Linked DNA regions of Homo sapiens: region 1 is linked to region 2. The links are chromatin loops, found by intact Hi-C in ENCODE. Cell type or tissue: heart right ventricle. All regions are shown on one strand. Links, peaks and the distances in the headings refer to the core of each region. The heading gives the core; the rest is flanking DNA. Region 1 overlaps EIF3L (eukaryotic translation initiation factor 3 subunit L). Region 2 overlaps MICALL1 (MICAL like 1).

Region 1 (10,885 bases), core at 1-8,000, 47 kb after region 2:
ACCACTGCACTCCAGCCTGGGCGACAGAGCGAGATTCCATCTCAAAAACAAAAACAAAAACAAAACAAAGAAGGCCGGGCACTGTGGCTCATGCCTGTAATCCCAGCACTTTGGGAGGCCGAGATGGGTGATCATCTGAGGTCAGGAGTTTGAGACCCACCTGACCAACATGGTGAAACCCAGTCTCTACTGAAAATACAAAAAGCCAGGCGCAGTGGCTCACGCCTATAATCCCAGCACTTTGGGAGGCTGAGGCAGGCAGATCACCTGAGGTCAGGAGTTCGAGACTAGCCTGGCCAACATCGCGAAACCTCGTCTCTATTAAAACTACAAACATTAGCCAGGCGTGGTGGCGTGCACCTGTAGTCCCAGCTACTTGGGAGGCTGAGGCAGGAGAACCGCTTGAACCCCGGAGGCGGAGGTTGCAGTGAGCCGAGATCGCGCCATTGCACTCCAGCCTGGGCAATAAGATCAAAACTCTGTCTCAAAAAAATAAACAAAAATAAAAATACAAAAAATTAGCCAGGCATGGTGGCATGCAACTACTTGGGAGGCTGAGGTAGAATAGCTTGAACCTGGGAGGCAGACGTTGCAGTGAACAGAGATCGTGCCACTGCATGCCAGCCAAACAAATAAGGTCATGCTGATGGCATCCAGGGCTTAGGATATGGACATGTCTTCTTGGGAACCACCATTCAGTTCCCAATAATAATTATCAAACCAATGGGGAAAAAGAGCATACTGAAAAGCTTACGAATTCCAAGTGTGGGGAAACAGTAACTGAACATCCATTATAGGCCAGGCACTGCACTGGGCACTCAAAATAGCATTCTCATTTATTCGTCACCACTGCCCAGTGAGCCAGGTTCTGCTACACTTATTTTTTATTTTTTTTAGACGGAGTCTCGCTCTGTAACCCAGGCTGGGGTCCAGCGGCACGATCTCTTGGCTCACTGCAAGCTCCGCCTCCCGGGTTCACGCCATTCTCCTGCCTCAGCCTCCCGAGTAGCTGGGACTACAGGCGCCCGCCACCACGCCCGGCTAATTTTTTTGTATTTTTAATAGAGACAGGGTTTCGCCATGTTAGCCAGGATGGTCTCGATCTCCTTGACCTTGTGATCCGCCCGCCTCGGCCTCCCAGTGCTGGGATTACAGGCGTGAGCCACCGCGCCTGGCCTGCTAACCTTATTTTATATACAAGGAACCAGGCAGAGATGTGAGACAACTTGCAAGCAGGGGCTTCCAGTCCAAGTACCCACTATAGGGTGACAGGCATAGCATTAATACTGTGGGTAGGCAGGAAACCATTTAGCTCAGCTCCAGCAGCTGCCTAATGTGACCTTGATCAAGTCACTAACTACTGTGGGTTCATTTCCTCATCAATAAGATGAGGAACTACTACTAAACCTGAGTTGTAAGGTGTAAGTAATGTATATGGATCCCTCTTTGCACAGTTCCTGGCAGTAGGAGGTGTTCAATAGTTTCCTTCCAGGACCCAGCACTGCCACAAATATGTCATGAAAATTATAGGTCATTTAAAGTTCATAGGATCTTGTGACGCACAAACAAAATACTGAACGTGAAAATGTCCTGTAAACCAAATATACTGCTTTATGAACAAGAGGGATTTAAGAATTCAATTTAGGGCTGGGCACGGTGGCTCACGCCTGTAATCCCAGTACTTTAGGAGGCAGAGATGGGCAGATCACGAGGTCAGGAAATCTGAGACCATCCTGGCTAACACGGTGAAACCCCATCTCTACTAAAAAATACAAAAAATTGGCCGGGCATGGTGGCGGGTGCCTGTAGTCCCAGCTACTTGGGAGGCTGAGGCAGGAGAATGGCAGGAACCTGGGAGGTGGAGCTTGCAGTGAGCCGAGATCGCGCCAGTACACTCCAACCTGGGCGACAGAGTGAGACTCCGTCTAAAAAAAAACAAAAAGATTTTGAATTTAGGCGGGGCGTGGTGGCTCATGCCTGTAATCCTAGCACATTTTGGGAGGCCAAGGCAGGCGAATCACTTGAGGCCAGGAGTTCGAGACCAGCCTGGCCAACATGGTAAAACCCATCTCTACTGAGAATACAAAAATTAGCTGAGTGTGGTGGCACACGCCTGTAATCCCAGCTACTTGGAAGGCTGAGGCAGAACTGCTTGAACCTGGGCAGCGGAGGATGCAACGAACTGAGATCACGCTACTGCACTCCAGCCTGGGAGACAGAGTGAGACTCCATCTCAAAAGCACAAAATAAAAATAACTCAATTTAAACACTAACAACTGATGTATCCTGAAAGCATCAGGACACATGGGAAATGTATTACTGCCACAACCCACAAATTCTCTCCTACAATAATGAGACGACAAATCTGGCTCCAAAGATCCTTTACTGAGATCCACTTGAAACACTTCGGTCCTTAACTTGTTAACTGAGTTGACAGGCTGATGGCTGATCTAGGTAAAGGTTTCACGGTAGCAAAAACACTTCCTGCCTATAATACATCAAAACAGGTTCCTGAATGTGTGTGAATATCATCAAGGTCTCTGTCCCATCTTCTTCAGGGTTCGATTAAGCTAGAAGAGAAAGAAAAGCAAAGTTACATACGGGGATTTCCCCAACCCCTTTCCTACAGTGTGTATGATCACTAGGTCAGATTCCCAGCTGCCCCTCTGAAGCCAAGAAAGGAAGTTTCTGATGTGGGTGTCCACTATGTGTGTGCAAAGCCGTGACATTCATATGGCCCTGCACAGTTCACGCGGATTATTCTTTTATCTGCCCTTCACACTCAACAAACCCATACACAACACTGCTCTATCCATCTGACAGAAAAAGGATTCAGACTGGCCAGACGTTTCAAGGTTACTAGTTCAGTTAGGGGAAGAATGAGAAGCTTTGAACAGGATCCTTGTTAGAAGACAGCCCTAGCCCACCACCCTGACAGATGTGATCTAAACAGCCAGAAAGTAAAAAGAGCAGCAGGGCTGTTATGATCCTGCAGGAAGAGCCTGACCTCTGCTGGAGAACTCAAAGCACCAGGACACAGTAGCCCTAGCAATGGCCACAAAGAGAGACCCACACCCTTACAGTGTTTGGCCTGACCCACAAGACCTCTCCTAGGGCAAGACAAGGAATGCACCAAGTATGTCAAAACAGAGCTTCCTGTCCTCCAGCCTACAGGAACTAGCCAGACCTGTCTAAGTTGGAAAACAATGCCAAACGGGGAGGGATGGGCAAGAGCAGGCAGTGAATCCACCCATATTAGGAAATACCAGGGAGGGAGAGGAGAGCTGGCCACCCGCAGAGGGAGATCTTGGAAAGAGATGCTCTGGAGAAGGCTGATGCAGCAATTCCTACAGGCCCAACCCCACTCCCCAAACCCCAAGCAGCCAGCCAGTCTAGCTTGAAAATTTAAAGGGCCAACCTCAAGCTTTCTTTTGCAGTGGCATGATCTCTGCTCACTGCAGCCTCCATCTCCCAGGTTCAAATCATTCTCCTGCCTCAGCCTTCTGCGTAGATGGGATTACAGGTGCGCACCACCACACCCAGCTAATTTTTTTAATTTTTAGTAGACATGAGGTTTCACCATGTGGCCAGGCTGGTCTTGAACTCCTGATCTCAAATTCAGCCTCCCAAAGTGCTGGGATTACAGGCATGAGCCACTGCACCTGGCCTCTTTTTCTTTTTTTTTTTTCTTGAGACAGGGTCTTGCTCGGTTGCCCAGGCTGGAGGGCAGTAGGCTTTCTTAATAACAGAAATGAAAAATTTAAAAGGCCAGGCATGGTGGCTCATGCCTGTAATCCCAACACTTTGGGAAGCTGAGACGGACTGGATCACTTGAGGCCAGGAGCTGGAGACCAGCCTGGCCAACATGGTGAAACCCCATCTCTACCATAAATACAAAAATTAGCTGGGTGTGGTGGCACACACCTGTAATTCCAGCTATGCGGGAGGCTGAGGAGGGAGACTCGCTTGAACCCAGGAGGCAGAGGTTGCAGTGAGCTAAGATCACGTCGCTGCACTCCAGCATGGGTGACAGCACAAGACTCCATCTCAAAATAAATAAAGGAATAAAAATTAAAAAAAAGTAAACTCTCGATTCAGTTCCTAAGCTCTGTCCTGAGCCAACAAACCCCTCTTCTCTCAGATCTCTCACCTCCTCAAATTTGTGGATCTGACGGATGAAGAAATCCCCATAACGCCTGGCGACCTTGGTGTCCGCGATGTGGATCATGTCCTGTGGGGGAAAGCACAGTCAGGGAAGAGCAGCCAGGTGGAGGAGCAGGGCCATCTAACCCAGGAGCCACCATGGACTTGCAAGTGATAATGATGGTGAGTGTTAGATGTAAAGGTGGGGAAAAGACCACTGGAAAAACACCACCAGTTAACAGTAACTCACTCTTTCTAGAGAGTTTTTCTTTTCTTTTTTTTTTTGAGATGGAGTTTTGCTCGTCGCCCAGGCTGGAGTGCAATGGCATGATCTCAGCTCACTGCAACCTCCGCCTCCAGGGTTCAAGCAATTCTCTTGCCTCAGCTTCCCAAGTAGCTGGGATTACAGGCTCCCGCCATCTTGCCTGGCTAATTTTTGTATTTTTAGTAGAGATGAGGTTTTACCATGTTAATCAGGCTGGTCTCAAACTCCTGACCTCAGGTGATCCACTCGCCTCAGCTTCCCAAAGTGCTGGGATTACAGGCATGAGCCAATGTGCCCGGCCTAGTTTATATATATTTTTTTTATCAATTCATTTGTACTTTTATTTTCTAGACTTTTTTTTTGTCTTTTATTTTCTAGTCTTTTTTTTTTTTTTGAGATGGAGTCTTGCTCTGTCACTCAGGCTGGAGTGCAGTGGTGCGATCTCGGCTCACTGCAAGCTCCACCTCCCGAGTTCACACCATTCTCCTGCCTCAGCCTCCCGAGTAGCTGGGACTACAGGCACCCGCCACCATGCCTGGCTAATTTTTTTTGTATGTTTTTAGTAGAGACGGGGTTTCACCATGTTAGCCAGGATGGTCTCGATCTCCTGACCTCATGATTCGCCCGTCTTGGCCTCCCAAAGTGTTGGGATTACAGGCGTGAGCCACCGTGCCCAGCCTCGTCTTTTTTATTTTGGGAATAAAGATGTTTATGCTGGCTGGGCATGGTGACTCACGCCTGTAATCCCAGCACTTTGGGAGGTTGGGAATTCAAGACCAGCCTGACCAACATGGTGAAACCCCATCTCTACTAAAAATTAGCTGGGCGTAGTGGCGGGCACCTGTAATCCCAGGAGGGAGAGGTTGCAGTGAGCCGAGACTGCGTCACTGCACTCCAGCTTGGGTGACAAAGTGAGACTCCATCTCAAAAAAAAAAAAAAAAAAAAGTTTATGCTCCTACACTGTTGATAAAATTGCAAATTAGTCCAATCTTTAAGTTTTGTTTTTAGCTGAAAATATTTTGAACACCATTTTACTTTAAAATTTTCTATATCCCCTAGGTTAAGATCTAAGAACGTTCTAAATCTCTGATAGGATTTCTTTCAAGTTAAGAATGAAGAGTCAAAAAGGAAAAAAAAAAGAAGCACTTTGCCAAAGACAAACCTGAACCAGCAACAGAGGAATAACAGTAAAACATGCAATTAAATAATAATCAAATAGCCAATTCTTAGGAGAAATGTTTTGTTAAACTACCCAGATTAGTTGAGAATAGCTAGGCTGGTAATTAAGAGGTGACAGAGGAATGCAGGAGGCTACTATAATTGCCAAAGAACGTATATATGTCAGGTATTGAGAAAAAACTAGGCCAGGCATGGTGGCTCACACCTGCAATCCCAGCACTTTGGGAGGCAGAGGTGGGCAGACTACCCGAGCCCAAGAGTTTGTATTTGAGACCAGGCTGGGCAACATGGTAAAACCCCATCTCTACAAAAAATACAAAAATTAGCAAGATGTGGTGGTGCAGTCCTGTAGTCCCAGCTACTTGAGAAGCTGAGATAGGAGGATCACCTGAGCCCCCGGGAGTTGAGGCTGCAGTGAGCTGTGATTTTGCCACTGCACTCCAGCCTGGACAACTGGAGGATTAAGATGCTATCTTAAAAAAAAAAAAAAAAAAAAAAAAAAAAAAGGCTTGACATGATCCTGGCAAGGGAGAAAGTTTTCTTTATTTTTATTTATTTATATATTTATTTATTTTTAGAGGCAGGGTCTCACTTTGTTACCCAGGCTGCACTGCAGTGGTAAGATCTTAGGTCACTGCAGCCTCAAACGCCTGGGCTCAAGCCATCCTCCTGCCTCAGCGTCCTAAGGCAGGGGCTATAAGGGACTCTCTCCCATAGCTGGGACTACAAGTACACGCTACGAAGCCTGGCTCAGTTTTCTTTGATTTATAAAAGCATGATTTAAAACACTGGAAAACTTCCACTACTGACGTGTTATTACTTTTGGCAAATCTGTTTGTATCGGGCTAGCTAACTTATGGCAAAAACCAAGTCTTCCAGAAGCCATAAAAATGAAATGAGAGTATTTATTTTAAAGCAAAATGAACTTTCAAAAACAAACTACCCAAACTGACCTAGAAATTCCACAACTAGATATATATCTGAAAATTAAAAACATATGTTCACACAATAACTTCTAGATGAATATTCACAGCAGCACTATTCATAAGCCAAAAAGTGAAAAAAGGAACAAAAAACCCCCAAAAACCAAAAACCCCAAATGTGCAACAACAAATGGATAAACAAAATGCAGTACATTAATACATGGGATATTATTCAGCTATAAAAGGAATGTACTGACACATGCTATAATATGGATGAAACTTGAAGACATGCTCAGTGAAAGGACCCAAACACAAAAGTCCATATATTACATGATTCCATTTATCTGAAATGTCAAATGCAGAGAGACCAAAGCAGATTAGGGGTTTGCTAGGGGATGGCAGAAAGGGGGAACTGGGGAACTGCGAGTGACTGCTAGTGGGTAGGGAGTTTCTTTTTGGGGGGACAGAAATGTTTTGGAATTAGACAGTGGAGATGGTTGCAAAACACTGTGAACATACTAATAACCACTGAATTCTTCATTCATTCATTCATTCATTCTATTTATTTATGGAGACAGGGTCTCACTCTGTCACTCAGGCTGGAGTGCAGTGGCATGATCTTGGCTCACTGCAACCTCCACCTCCTAGGCTAAAGCGATTCTTGTGCCTCAGCCTCCCAAGTAGCTGGTATTACAGGCATGCGCCCCCACACTCAGCTAATTTGTGTATTTTTAGTACAGATGGGGTTTCACCATGTTGGCCAGGCTGGTCTTGAACTCCTGGTCTCAAGTGATCTGCCAGCCTTGGCCTCCCAAAGTGCTGGGATTATAGGTGTAAAGCATCACACCTGGCCAAATTGCACATTTTAAAATGGTGAAGTTTATATCCTGCAATTTTTTTTTTTGAGATGGAGTCTCGCTCTGTCGCCCAGGCTGGAGTGCAGTGGCGCGAGCTCTGCTTACTGCAAGCTCCGCCTCCCGGGTTCACACCATTCTCCTGCCTCAGCCTCCCGAGTAGCTGGGACCACAGGCGCCCACCACCATGCCCGGTTAATTTTTTGTATTTTTAGTAGAGACAGGGTTTCACCGTGTTAGCCAGGATGGTCTTGATCTCCTGACCTCGTGATCTGCCTGCCTCAGCCTCCCAAAGTGCTGGGATCATGCAAGTTTTTTTTTTTTTTTTTTTTTTGAGACGGAGTTTCACTCTTGTTGCCCAGGCTGGAGTGCAATGGCACGATCTTGGCTCACTGCAACCTCCACCTCCCGGGTTCAAGCAATTCTCCTGCCTCAGCCTCCGGAGTAGCTGAGATTACAGGCATGCGCTGCCACGTCTGGCTAATTTTGTATTTTTAGTAGAGATGGGGTTTCTTCATGTTGGTCAGGCTGGTCTTGATCTCCTGACCTCAAGTGATCCGCCCACCTTCGCCTCTCAAAGTGTTGGGATTACAGGCGTGAGCCACCATGCCCAGCCTTTTTTTATTTTTTTGAAGTGGAGTCTCGCTCTGTTGCCCAGGCTGGAGTGCAGTGGTGCAATCTTGGCTTACTGCAACCTCCGCCTCCTAGGTTCAAGCAAGTCTCCTGCCTCAGCCTCCCAAGTAGCTGGGACTACAGGCACCCGCCACCACGCCCAGCTAATTTTTGTATTTTTAGTAGAGATGGGGTTCACCATATTGGCCAGGACGGTCTTGATCTCCTGACCTCGTGTTCCGCCTAGCTCGGCCTCCCAAAGTGCTGGGATTACTTGCGTGAACCAACGCGCCCGGCTTATCATGCAAATTATGTATAAAAATTATGTTTTTTTCTTTTTTTGAGACAGTCTCTCACTCTGTTGCCCAGGCTGGAGTGCAGTGGCACAATCTCGGCTCACTGCAGCTTCTGCTTCCCAGGTTCAGGTGATTCTCGTGCCTCAGCCTCCCGAGTAGCTGGGATTACAGGAACGCACCACCATGCCCGGCTAATTTTTTAAATATTTTTAGTAGAGACGGGGTTTCACCATGTTGCACAGGCAGGTCTTGAACTCCTGACCTCTGATGATCTACCCACCTTGGCCTCCCAAAGTGATAGGATTACAGGTATGAGCCACTGCACTCAGCCTAAAATTATGTATTTTTAAGAACTGCTCAAAAAGTGCTATTTCCAACAATACATTTAGACCAAAATGCTTTTTCTCTTTTTTTCAAGATGCAGTCTCATCTCTGTCACAAAGGCTGGAATGCGGTGGCTTGATCTCAGCTCACTGCAACCTCTGTCTCTTGGGCTCAAGTGAGTCTCCTGTCTCAGCCTCCCAAGTTACTGGGATTACAGGCATGTGCCACCATGCCTGGCTAATTTTTATATTTTTAGTAGAGACAGGGTTTCACCATACTGGCCAGGATGGTCTTGATCTCCTGACCTCAGGTGATCCACCCGCCTTGGCCTCCCAAAGTGCTGGGATTACAGGCGTGAGCCATCATGCCCAGCATGCTTTTTCTCTTTTTAAAAAGTAGAGACAGGGTCTTGGTTTGTTGCCCAGGTTGGTCTTGAACTCCTGGGCTCAAGCAATTCTCCTGCCTCGTCCTTCCAGAGTATTGGGATTATAGCTATAAGCCACTGTACCTGGCCCAAAATGCTTTCAAAAACAATTAAAAATGCAGGATATTAGAAAAAAACTTACAGCATCAAAGAGCTGACAAGATAGTAACAGAACATTTTGGGAAAAAAGAAACCATTCTAAGAAAAGCACAGAAGACCCCCTCTGCCCTATGGACATTTGCTGATCTTAGAAAACCTGGGCTGACGGCCGTGTGTGGTGGCTCATGTCTGTAACCCCAGCACTTTGGGAGGCCGAGGCGGGCAGATCACCTGAGGGCGGGAGTTCGAGACCAGCCTGACCAAGACGGAGAAACCCTGTCTCTACTAAAAATACAAAATTAGCTGGGCATGGTGGCGCATCCCTGTACATCCCAGCTACTCGGGAGGCTGAGGCAGGAAAATCGCCTGAACCCGGGAGGCAGAGGTTCCGGTGAGCCAAGATTGTGCCATTGCACTCCAGCCTGTGCAACAAGAGCAAGACTCAGTCTAAAAAAAAAGAAAACAATTCTTTTAAAAACCTCATCAGCTCATCAGCGCCTGTAGTCCCAGCTAATCAGGAGGCTGAGACAGAAGGATTGCTTGAACCCAGGAGGCGGAGGTGGCAGTGAGCCAAGATCACATCACTGCACTACAGCCTGAGTGATACAATGAGACTCTGTCTCTAAATAAATAAATAAAAATGAAAATCTCATCAGACATTAAAATGTCCAGCTTGAACTTAAAAGTGCCAGTGAAAACTAACACTGTTCTTCAACCCACCTCCCCTCCTGAGAGGAAGCTACTGCTATGTTGCTTGTGTATCCTTCTGGAAAGAACTTGAGGCATACATAGGCATATATAAATGTATTACTAGCCACTCTGTAAAAACCTTACTTGTATTTTTTGTAATATACAAACCATCCAAACGTTAATCAATGGGAGAATGGATAAACTGCAGTACAATAACAACAGCAGATGCTGGACTATCACAGAACAATAAACATGAAGGAATCACTGCTACACACAATGGACGGTGACTCACTCAATTATAACGTTGAGCAAAAGAAGCCAGACTTAAAGAGTACATACTGTGTAATTCCATTATATAAAGTTCACAAACAGGCAGCACTAATCCAAGATGTTAGACATCAGGACAGGACAGGCGCAGTGGCTCACACCAGTAATCCCAGCATTTTGGGAGGCCAAGGTAGGAGGATCACTTGAAACTAGCCTGGGCAACAAAGTGAGACCCTGTTTCTATAAAGTAAAAACTTAAAATCGGCTGGGAACAGTGGCACATATCAGAGTTCGAGACCAGGCTGGGCAACATGGCCAAACCCCATCTCTACTAAAAATACCAAAAATTAGCCAGTCGTGGTGACGTGCGCCTGTAATCTCAGCTACTTGGGAGGATGAGGTAGGACAATCACCTGAACCCAGGAAGTTGAGGCTGCAGTGAGCTGAGATCACACCACTGCACTCCAGCCTGGGCAACCAGAGTGAGACCTTGTCTCAAAAAAGAGAGCCGGATGCAGTGGCTCACGCCTGTAATCTCAGCACTTTGGTAGGCCGAGGTGGGTGGATCACGAGGTCAGGAGATTGAGACCATCCTGGCTAACACAGTGAAACCCCGTCTCTACTAAAAAATACAAAAAATTAGCCAGGTGTGGTGGCGGGTGTCTGTAGTCCCAGCTACTCGGGAGGCTGAGGCAGGAGAATGGCGTGAACCTGGGAGGTGAAGCTTACAGTGAGCTGAGATCGCGCCACTGCACTCCAGCCTAGGCGACAGAGCGAGACATCTCAAAATAAAATAAAATAAAATAAA
Region 2 (10,951 bases), core at 901-8,900:
GGGTGTGATGGCATGCGCCTGTAGTCCCAGCAACTCAGGAGGCTGAGACAGGAGAATTGCTTGAACCTAGGAGGCAGAGATTGCAGTAAGCCAAAATCACACCACTGCACTCCAGCCTAAACAACAGAGTGGGACTCTGTCTCAAAAAAAAAAAAAAGAAAAGAAAAAAAATCCTTTGACTTACAGTCCAGTACTTTTTTTTTTTTTTTTTTTGAGACTGAGTCTCGCTCTGTCACCCAGGCTGGAGTGCACTGGCGTGATCTCGGCTCACTGCAAGCTCCACCTCCCGGGTTCACACCATTCTCCTGCCCCAGCCTCCCGAGTAGCTGGGACTACAAGCTCTCGCCACCACGCCTGACTAATTTCTTGTATTTTTAGTAGAGACGGGGTTTCACCGTGTTAGCCCTGATGGTCTTGATCTCCTGTCCAGTACTCTTTTAACTGTTTCAAGCACCACTTGGTCCCCAGGAAGCACTGCTATTTGGGCCCACGGACTCCAACAAAACCAGCTGCAGATCTCAAGGGGGAATGCACAGCTGAGGGCAAATCCACCCTGGGAAGATGCCTCCCATATACCACAGTCGTCTCTGTAGGCATCAGGGCATCCCACGGCTACCCTCCAAGCCTAAGCCACAGCCTTCCTGGCTGTATGCTGGCCTCTCTTGCTACACACAGCCCTCTCTGCACAACAGAGGCTGCGGAGTTTGTGCACAGCCATCCTGGTAGTGCCCACTCCAACCCTCCCTTCAACCAGTCCCTCCCTTCCAACCCCAATGCCGAAGTTCAAGTGCTCACCAGCCTCATCCCCAGCAAGGGCCTCACCTTTCTTCTTGATCATGGCTTCCAACATCTTGTCTTCCTCTTCCTCCCTGAAATAAGCAGCAGCAGTTAAGCTGGGCGTGGTGGCTCACACCTGTAATCCCAGCACTTTGGGAGGCCAAGGTGGGTGGATCACCTGAAGTCAGGAGTTCGAGATCAGCCTAGCCAACATGGTGAAACCCCATCTCTACTAAAAATACAAAAAGTAGCTGGGTGTGGTGGCTCATGCCTGTAATCCCAGCTACTCGGGAGGCAGAGGTAGGAGAATCGCTTGAACCTGGGAGACAGAGGTTGTAGTGAGCCGAGGTTATGCCATTGCACTCCAGCCTGGGCAACAAGAGTGAAACGCTGTCTCAAAAAAAAAAAAAAAAAAAAAAGCAGCGGCAGCTGAGAGTCCTACGGGAGGAAGGAGCAGATGCCCTCTCTGTCCACACAGGGCTGAGCAACGGTGCACTGGGATCGCTGGTAGGAGGGCAGGGCTGGCCTGGCCTGAGGCGTGGACTGTGTCTTTGGCTCTCCAGGGAGCTGCCCCACCCATGAGGCCCAGAGCCTGACCTGCTCTGGCCCTGCCCCCAGGACCCCCCACCCCTGGCCATGTCACCTCTGCCGGTCCTCATCCAGGCAGTTGATGATAGCGTTGCGCTGCTCAATGAGGGTCACAAGCTCCTGCATCAGCACCTTCTCCCGGGCCCGGTCCTCCTCCGTCCAGTCCTTTTCTGCCCAGGGAGAAAAGTTAGGGGGCATGAGTGGTAGGAAAGCCCTCTTCCTCCCCAGGCCACCAGGAGCCACTGCCTAAGTGCGGCAGGCCAGCCCCATGCTAAATACCATGCAAGAAACTAAGCGCAGAAAGGAAGGGCCCCGATAGGTGGGGCTTACAAGTTCTTTTTTTTTTGTTTTTTTTTTTGAGACGGAGTCTCACTCTGTCGCCCAGGCTGGAGTGCAGTGGCGTGATCTTGGCTCACTGCAGGCTCCGCCTCCCGGGTTCACGCCATTCTCCTGCCTCAGCCTCCCGAGTAGCTGGGACTACAGGCACCTGCCACCACGCTCAGCTAATTTTTTATATTTTTAGTAGAGACAGGGTTTCACCATGTTGGCCAGGATGGTCTCGATCTCCTGACCTCGTGATCCACCCGTCTCAGCCTCCCAAAGTGCTGGGATTACAGGCGTGAGCCACCGCGCCCGGCCAGGGCCTACAAGTTCTTAGGGAAAAGAAAGTTGTGACAGAAGAGACCAAGGACACCAGGCTGCCTACCAAAGAGCCCTGCAAGGGGCCCCAGCAGGGCCAGCACAGCACCTACTGCAAGAACAGGGCAGCACCAAGGGTCTCATGCTCATGTTCATTCATCCATTCAACAAATGTTCACTAGGTGGCTTCTGGCGGGAGGCAAGATTCAGGAGGGACAGAGTGGGGCAGGGGCGAGGAGACAACAGGGAACCCCAGGGCTCCTCCAGCAGGAGAAGCAACACAACCCAAGTGACATACTGGGACATTTATCCAAGGCTGTGGAGGAAGGTAGACTAGAGGGGATGCTGGGGGCAGGGAGCCCAGCAGGAGGCTCCCCTGAAGCTGGGCACACCTGCTGCCCCTCCTGCCTCCTTTCCTCTCAAGGCCCCAGCCAACCCACAGGACCACCCCCAGGGGCCCACTGGGGCCCTAGTATTTCCCCCTCCCCCAGCCTGCAGGCTCCAGGGATGAGTGCCCACACTTGGCCTTCCCTCCACAACATCTACCGCCACAGGCTTCCCTGGCTTCAAATAAATATCCTAGGCCGGGCCCGGTGGCTCACTCCTGTAATCCCAGCACTTTGGGAGGCCGAGGCAGGTGGATCACCAGAGGTCAGGAGTTCGAGACCAGCCTGGCCAAATGGTGAAACCTCGTCTCTACTAAAAATACAAAAATTAGCGGGGTGTGGTGGCACACACCTGAAATCCCAGCTACTAGGGAGGCTGAGGCAGGAGAATTGCTTGAACCTGGGAGGTGGAGGTTGCAGTGAGCTCAGATCACGCCACTGCACTCCAGCCTGGGCAACAGAGTGAGACTCTGTCTCAAAAAAAAAAAAAAAAAAGTAAATATCCTTAGCCAAGCGTGGTGGTGGGCGCCTGTAATCCCAGCTACTGGGGAGGCTGAGGCAGGAAAATCGCTTGAACCTGGGAGGCGGAGGTTGCAGTGAGCTGAGTTCACGCCATTGCACTTCAGCCTGGATGTCACAGTGACACTCCATCTCAAAAAAATAATAGGCCGGGTGCGGTGGCTCACGCCTGTAATCCCAGCACTTTGGGAGGCCGAGGTGGGCGGATCACGAGGTCAGGAGATCAAGACCATCCTGGCTAACACGATGAAACCTTGTCTCTACTAAAAATACAAAAATTAGCCGGGTGTGGTGGCGGGCGCCTGTAGTCCCAGCTACACGGGAGGCTGAGGCAGGAGAATGGCGTAAACCCAGGAGGCGGAGCGTGCAGTAAGCCAAGATCGTGCCACTGCACTCCAGCCTAGGCGACAGAGCGAGACTCTGACTCAAAAAAATAAAATAAAATAAAATAATAATAATAACAAATAGGGCCAGGGCTTGGCGCGGTGGCTCACGCCTGTAATCCTAGCACTTTGGGAGGCGGAGGCGGGTGGATCACGAGGTCAGGAGATCGAGACCATCCTGGCTAACATGGTGAAACCCCGTCTCTACTAAAAATACAAACAATTAGCCGGGCGGGGTGGCAGGTGCCTGTAGTCCCAGCTACTAGGGAGGCTGAGGCAGGAGAATGGTGTCAACCTGGGGAGGCGGAGCTTGCAGTGAGCCGAGATTGTGCCACTGCCCTCCAGCCTGGGCAACAGAGTGAGACTCCATCTCAAAAAATAAAATAAAAATAAATAAATAAATAAAATAAAATAAATAAATAAATAGAGCCAGGCGCAGTGGCTCATGCCTGTAATCCCAGCACTTTGGGAGGCTAAGGTGGGTGGATCACAAGGTCAGGAGATCGAGACCATCCTGGCTAACATGGTGAAACCTGGTCTCTACTAAAAACACAAAAAATTAGCCGGGCGTGGTGGCAGGCGCCTGTAGTCCCAGTTACTTGGGAGGCTCAGGCAGGAAAATGGCGTGAACCCGGGAGGCAGAGCTTGCAGTGAGCCGAGATCGCGCCACTGCACTCCAGCCTGGGCGACAGAGTGAGACTCTGTCTCAAAAAAAAAATAATAATAATAAATAAATAAATACCCCCCCCCAAAATAAATAAATAAATATCCTGAAGCCCCCTCAGCCACTGCCCCTTTCCCCTATGGCCTCACCTTGCCAAAATTGAGGAGCAGGTGGCCCAACCTGGTTCTGGGGACAGAGCAGGGCCTCCAAATCACCACCCAAGTTTGAATCCCACTTTGCCATTTTCCATATCTGGGGCCTGGGTAAGTTATGTCCCCAGTCTACACGTGGGGAAACTGAGACTCAGGGACATGAAATCTTTGACCAGTGTCACACAGTGAAGGTGGAGCTGGTATTTGAACCTGGCAGCCTGATGCCCCCAAGCAATGGCCCTCATGGTGTACTGTACTCGGAGCCTCATACACCAGCTTCACCTTCCAAAAGCAACATCCGGGACAGGCTGACAAGCCCGGGACGCACAGCCACCACACGGGGGCTGGAAAAGCCACAGTAAGCCCTGGGGCCGGGCTAGCCAGGGAGGCAGAGGAGCCGTGCCCGCTCTGGCCACAGGGCGCCGCTGTGGCTCTGAGTGGTGGCCACGCCCCAGCCTCCTGCAGAGTTGGGAGTGACTCACACAAGGCAGTGGAAGCCTGGGACATTCTGTGGCTTCCCCTGGGACACTCCAGCCTCCCAAATTCCCCAGTCAGTAGACAGTTCCCCTGCCACCATCCCCACAGTCTGGAGGGGCTGTGTGTGCAGGGACAGCCCCAGATCAGAGACATGGATGGAAGCCCAGCCCCGTCACCAACAGCCAAGTCCCTTGACCTCTCTGGCCCTCCACTTCCCATCTGTCAAGATGGCCCTTGCCCAGGGCTGGCACCATGCCTGAGCCATAAGAAAGTGGTCAAAAGCTTTGGCTCCCAACTCTGGAATCTCCATAGTCCTGGGGTCTCTGCCTGCAGCTGCGGTTCACTGCATTCCACGGTCACAGGGCGTGTGAGGAGCCCTCCTCACCAAACCCCAACTCGGCCACATGGTAACCATCAGCCATCAGCCCTTCAGAGGGTACAGAGTCCACGTCCACTGTCTCCTGGTCCCAAGAACACCCGAGGACGTGGGGACCTTCATTCCCATCTTACACCTGAAGCCACTGAGGCTCAGTGAGGCTAAGAATCCTGCCCAAGGTCACACAGCAAGTTAGTGGCAGAAGAAGGAACAGTCTGACCCACGCACAAAACAGGCTGGGCTGGTCCTGGGCCTGATCTTCATTCACTGAGAGCCTGTCATCCCTGGTCCCTCGGACGTCCACACCCTACACTGTCTGTGCGGTTCCTTCTCCTACCACAGCCCCAGCCAGCTTACTGCCTGTTACAGTCTCTCCCATCCTTGGGGGTGACCCAGACAGCCCTGCCCCGCACCTCCTCCTCTGGCCCTGTCCCCAGTCTGCCTGTGCATCCTACTGGGGTTTTGTCTGCCCGCTCCCCCACTCCTCCGTGTCACCAGGCCCCAGGGCAGGTGCCAGGGGAGTGCCAGTGGCTGCACTCACCTGGCTTATTGAGGAGGCACCGGAGCTCATACTCGACATCAGCCTGGCGCTGCTCCAGGTTCTGCTGCTTGAAGCTAGGGGTGGGAATAAGGTGACTCTTAACAATTCTGCCCGAGCCCCGGCTGCCCTGCCCTGCGCTGTTACTGATGAGGGAAGAGGGTAAGGGTTCTCCATTCTAAGCTCTACGGATTCCAGGGAGGGATGCCCCAGGCGGGGGGACTCACACATAGATGAGCTCGGACTCTCGCCGCACCAGTAGGTGCTTCTCGTGGATGAGCTTGAACCAGTCCACCAGCATGTCATCCTCACGGCCCTCTGGAAGCCAGATACCCACTGAGGCCAGGGCTGGCTGCCATGCCTGGCTCAGTTCCCCGGGGAATAGAGGCTCCTGCCCCCAGCCCCACCCAGCAGGCCCTCCCAGCCGCTCCCGCACCATTCAGGCCGCCACGCAGCTTCTCCTCCAGCAGCACCCCACGGTGCTCCAGGGCATCCAGCCGGCGCTCAATGGTATCCATCTCTCCATGGATGTCCTCCTCAGGGATGTACTGGTCAGCCTGGACCTGCCCAACAGTGCCTGGTCACCTGACGGCCTGCCTGGTTGCTGCCAGGAGCCTTGCCCTCTTCTCTGGCCAGCATTGGCCACTGGTGGCTCCAGGGCCCGGGCCCTGTCCCCCACCCCAGCATGGTAAGAAGGCAGGGTCCCAGTGGGGAAGGGGCCAGTGTGGGGACAGCCACAACCCTGCATGCCACTGGTCCCAGCACCAACAGACACTCCAGAAGGTGGCATGACTCCCTGCCCTTCACGGAAACGCCTCCTCTCTGCCACTCCAGAAAGGGTATCACAATGTCAGTGAGAGTGACCTTATTACAGAGATAAACTTGAGAACACTCTAATCAGCTTAAGTAGCAGTGTTATCATGAGTGCTTGATACTTGAACTTGTTAGTAACAAATTAAATGCACCACCCACTGCTTTTGGTGGTGAAGGGCTGATCTGCTCCAAATCCCTCCAGGCTGCAAGCTAGACCTTCCAGTTGGGCCGCCAAGAGTGCTCTCTTGAGCATCTGAGGCCCACTGCCTAGCCAGCCAGCCTCCTTAGAGTCCCAGGGGAAGACTGCAGCTGCAGAGTGGGGGTTGCCAGCCCAGGCCAGCCTGGTCTCGGGGGGCTCCCAGCTGGTACCTTGCGTTTGATGAGTGGAAAGCCGTGTCCAGGGGCAGGTGGCCTCACTGGCTTGGATCCCTTGGTGGCCTTCTTTGTGGCTGGGGACGCTGCAGGTGATGGCTTCCGGTTAAAAGGATTCTCCTTGCAGGAGGACTAAAGGGAAGGAGACATGACAGAGGGTGAGCCTGGGAAGAGGGCACGTGAGACCCCAGCAGCCTCATATTTGGGAACATGGAAAGCAGGCCAGCACTCCAGGGCCAGCAGGACCCAGGCAAAGAGACAGTCTCCTTGAATTCCGTCTCTGATGCACTCAGTCATTCAATAAACATTTCCATTTCCTTTTCCAGAGCTCTTCCCGTGTGTCAGTTACTGCACTGGATACTTTTTACACTTTTTGGAGACAGTCTCATTCTGTCACCAGGCTGGGTGCAGCTGTGGCATAACCATGGCTGCACTGCAGCCTCAGCCTCCTGGGGCTCAAGCAATCCTCCCAGCTCAGCCTCTCGAGAAGCTGGGACTACAGGCTTGCACCACCACGCCTGGCTAATTTTTTGTATTTACTTTTTTTTTTTTGTAAAGACAGGTTCTCACTTTGTTGCCCAGGCTGGTCCCAAACTCCTGGGCTCAAGTGATCCTCCTGCCTTGGCCTTCCAAAGTGCTGGGATTACCACACCTGGCCTTTTTATACATTCTTGTTTAATTCTCCCAACCACCCTGCCAAGTGGATATTACAATGACCATTTCACAGCTGAGTAAACTCAAGTTCAGAGAGGTTAAGTCATTTGCTCACGGCCACACACTTCCCATGAGCCCAAGCTGGGGTGAGAATCTGTCTGTTTCAGGGCCTGGGCAGCCATCTAGCATTGAGGGGTAGTGGTTAGAACCTTGCCCATGTGGCAGGCAGTGCCCTACTGTGCCCCACTGGTGGGGGTGCCTGGCTGTGCTAGCCTCAAAGAGGGCAGGGGTTTCCCTAGAAGCACAGAATGGCATTGGGTTTAAGGCAAGACAGAGCTATGGTAGTTCATTCAGGCCTCATAACCACCCTCTCCCCGCTGGGGACTCTGAGGCTCAGAGAGGTGAAGTTCCTCACCCAGGGTCACCCAGCCAGGAAGTGTTTGACCAGCAGATGGAGTCAGAGGGTACCTCCCTCCCTGCCAGAGAAAGATCTCATCCTCTGCTGCACAGCCCAGTACCCACACACCCAGAGCCCAGGCTCTGCATCCTTCCGTGCCTCTGGGGAGACCCCCGCCCTCTCTGAGGCCAGCACAGGCCGGGCAGCTCCACTGCCAGGGCACGGCAAGGCCCTGCCCACCACACGGGCAATGTCACTATTTCCCAACCACTCTTCCCAGCTCATTGGAAACAGACGTCACTGCGAGCCCCTTACAGAGGCCTCACCTGAGACCTGGGATGCTCCAAGAAGCACTGACCCAGCTTTCCCTCGGCAGCTGCGGAGCAGGTGGAGGCCTGTGCCAGCCCAGGGAGAGAGGCTCTCGGGGTGGGAGCTGCTCTGGGGTTTCTGAAGCAGGGAGGGTGCTGGGGCCCAGGTCTGGGCACAGCAAGAAGCCAGGGCTTGGCTCCCACAGGGCAGCACCCACCCAATGACCCAGGGTGGCACCCCAAGGCCCCCACTGCCTCTGAAAGTCTCCCCTAATCCTGGGGTGACAGTGGGACAGGGGTTCCCCACAAGCAAGTGCACCCGGGGTTCTGCCCCCTCCCTCTAACACACCCAGAGGGGCCAGCAGAGCCAAGCAGCCCAAAGCCCCTGAGCCCCTCAAAGGTTTTCAGCCTTTTCTCAGCCCCAAAACTTCAGACCAATATTCACGCAGCCCAGGACACGAAACACGAGAATCCGAAGGTGACCCACCCCCGTGCCCTCCACCACCAAGGAACCAGGGGGTCTTTCGAGCACTCAGGACACTTGGTGCCGCCAGCCCCTCACCATCTGTGGGAGCCCGAGGCCCAGAGGAGGATGGGGCCTGCTCAAGGACACACAGCAGGTGGGAGGCAGAGCCAGAATCAATGCCCAAGAGGCTCTTGCCGGGACCAGGGAAGGTTCAACGATGCCTGAGGCACATGGGCAGGGTCAGGCTACAACTTCAGCTGCCCCACAAAGGCTGTCCTGCCACCCTCTACCTGGGGCCAGATGAGCCTTGGGAGCTCAGAGGCCTGCAGAGCGTTGGGCCATCCAAAGGCGCTGTGGCTGCAAGACAGGGCCCTCATGAACTGGGTGCCCAGAGGAAAGTACTGAGCCCAGGCAATCCCCAGGTTCTCAGTATGGGGCTGAGAAACAGGTGAGCCCACAGCACACAGCATACCTGGAACAGGAGCAGCCTGGATGGGTGCCCAGCCAGAACCTCCCCACGCCCATGTCACCTGAGAAAAGACAGAGCCCAGCAAGGGAGCAGGAGGACAGGATAGGGCCACGTCTGCTCTCCTCGGTAAACACCCCTCATGGCACACAACAGAAGCACCCAAGAAAGCTGTGTGTCCTGGGTCCTTCTGCCTGTTGAGGGCTGACCCCCTGCCCACTACAAACTCCACACACAGCAGCATGTACATTATAGCACCTCCCCCTGACCTGGCTGGGAGCGCCTTGGGGACAGGGACCACTATGTCCACATGACCTGTGGAGCCCAGGCAGCCATGCACATGGGAGGCATTCAGAGACCCCAGCTCCCCTGTTCCATGGCGGGGAGACCCAGGTCTCTGCAGAAGGGAGTGAATCCCTCCCCTCTGTGCTCTACTCTAGGTCACCTTCCAAAATGCCCATTATGCCTATCTCCCTGAGCAGATCGTGAGCCCCTGGAGGCCAAAGACAGGGTCTTTTTTTTTTCTGAGACAGAGTCTCATTCTGTTGCCCAGGCTGTGGGCCATCTCAGCTCACTACAACCTCCACCTCCCAGGTTCAAGCAATTCTCCTACCTCAGCCTCCCAAGTAGCCAGGATTACAGGTGCCTGCCACCACACCTGGCTAATTTTTGTATTTTTAGTAGAGATGGGGTTTCACCATGTTGGCCAGGCTGGTCTCAAACTCCTATCCTCAAGTGACCTGCCTGCCTCAGCCTCCAAAGTGCTGGGATTACAGGTGTGAGCCACCACGCCCAGCCAGGATAGGGTTTTAATACAACTCTGCCCAGGGTCTGGCATCAGTAGAGCCTGAGTGAATGGAAGAGCGGACAGACAATACGGGATGACTGGTGGCTGGTGAGTGGAACCCAAATAGGCAAGTGGAGGGGATGGGAGGCAAACAGGGGCCCTGATACATAAGACCTGGGAGGCTATGTTTGTGGACAGGTGGATAGATAGGTGGGAGCTCTGGCAGATGGATGGAAGCATGGACAGACGGGTTTGTGCCTCATTGGACAGAGTGGGTAATGGGTAGATAGACTGGCCAAGGCCACTCAGGAAGTCAGAGGCCAGTAAAGATAGAAAAGGCCCTAGACAGCCGGGGGCAGTGGCTCACGCCTGTAATTGCAGCACTTTGGGAGGCCAAGGCGGGTGGATCGTGAGGTCAGGAGATCGAGACCATCTTGGCTAACACGGTGAAACCCCGTCTCTACTAAAAATACAAAAAATTAGCTGGGCATGGTGGCGGGCGCCTGTAGTCCCAGCTACTCGGGAGACTGAGACAGAAGAATGGTGTGAACCTGGGAGGCGGAGCTTGCAGAGAGCCGAGATCACACCACTGCACTCCAGGCTGGGTGATAGAGCGAGACTCCGTCTCAAAAAAAAATAAAAAAGAAGGCCAAGCATGGTGGTTCATGCCTGTAATCCCAGCACTTTGGGAGGCTGAGGCAGGCGGATCACGAGGTCAGGAGATCGAGACCATCCTGGCTAACGGGGTGAAAACCCCACTCTACTAAAAATACAAAAAATTAGCCGGGCGTGGTGGTGGGCGCCTGTAGTACCAGCTACTTGGGGGCTCAGGCAGGAGAATGGCGTGAACCCAGGAGGCAGAGCTTGCAGTGAGCCAAGATCGCGCCACTGCACTCCAGCCTGGGTGACAGAGAGAGACTCCATCTCAAAAAAATTAAGAAAAGGCCCTGGACATTTCTGCCCTGAGACCAGACCCGCATCCACTAGAGAGGATGTCACTTTTAGTGAGGGTGAGGGGGCACTCACCTTTACCTGCAGCTGTGGGGACGAGCTTCCAGGGGAAGGCACCGGGCTCCTGTCTCCAACCAACAAGAGAGGCGTTGGGGTGGCGCCACTGCAGGGCTTGGCTGGCTGGGGACCTGAGCTGCCCCTGGTCCTGGGGGCAAGGCCAGGGCTGGCTTGAGGCATT

Evidence for each region. Peaks named below come from ENCODE experiments on the same cell type or tissue, not always from the same donor. Only the 100,000 strongest peaks of a DNase experiment are listed, where the experiment ranks them.
Region 1: a loop joins it to region 2, with 1.9 times the contacts of the local background. A loop is called at or near these places in 62 of 110 quality-filtered maps.

What each region holds. Positions count from the first base shown.
Region 1 is chr22:37,880,111-37,890,995 of GRCh38, reverse strand. EIF3L (eukaryotic translation initiation factor 3 subunit L) reads right to left here. Exons shown (of 13, transcript NM_016091.4): 12 at 4,151-4,231; 13 at 1,589-2,570. The coding sequence ends at 2,532. Among named protein-coding and RNA genes, the nearest start is that of MICALL1, 21 kb to the left of the region's middle. RefSeq lists a silencer at 10,759-10,885. In heart right ventricle, for the core only: a CTCF peak has its summit at 3,020 (motif pointing left); no DNase peak of the experiment used is centred there; H3K27ac peaks cover 1,085 bases.
Region 2 is chr22:37,927,664-37,938,614 of GRCh38, reverse strand. MICALL1 (MICAL like 1) reads right to left here. Exons shown (of 16, transcript NM_033386.4): 9 at 10,789-10,951; 10 at 6,682-6,816; 11 at 5,936-6,062; 12 at 5,727-5,817; 13 at 5,503-5,576; 14 at 1,421-1,535; 15 at 823-869. Among named protein-coding and RNA genes, the nearest start is that of C22orf23, 20 kb to the left of the region's middle. RefSeq lists enhancers at 3,979-4,780, 4,781-5,583. In heart right ventricle, for the core only: CTCF peaks have their summits at 4,285, 4,509 and 7,755 (motif pointing right); DNase peaks (open chromatin) are centred at 4,524, 5,539 and 7,780; H3K27ac peaks cover 1,623 bases.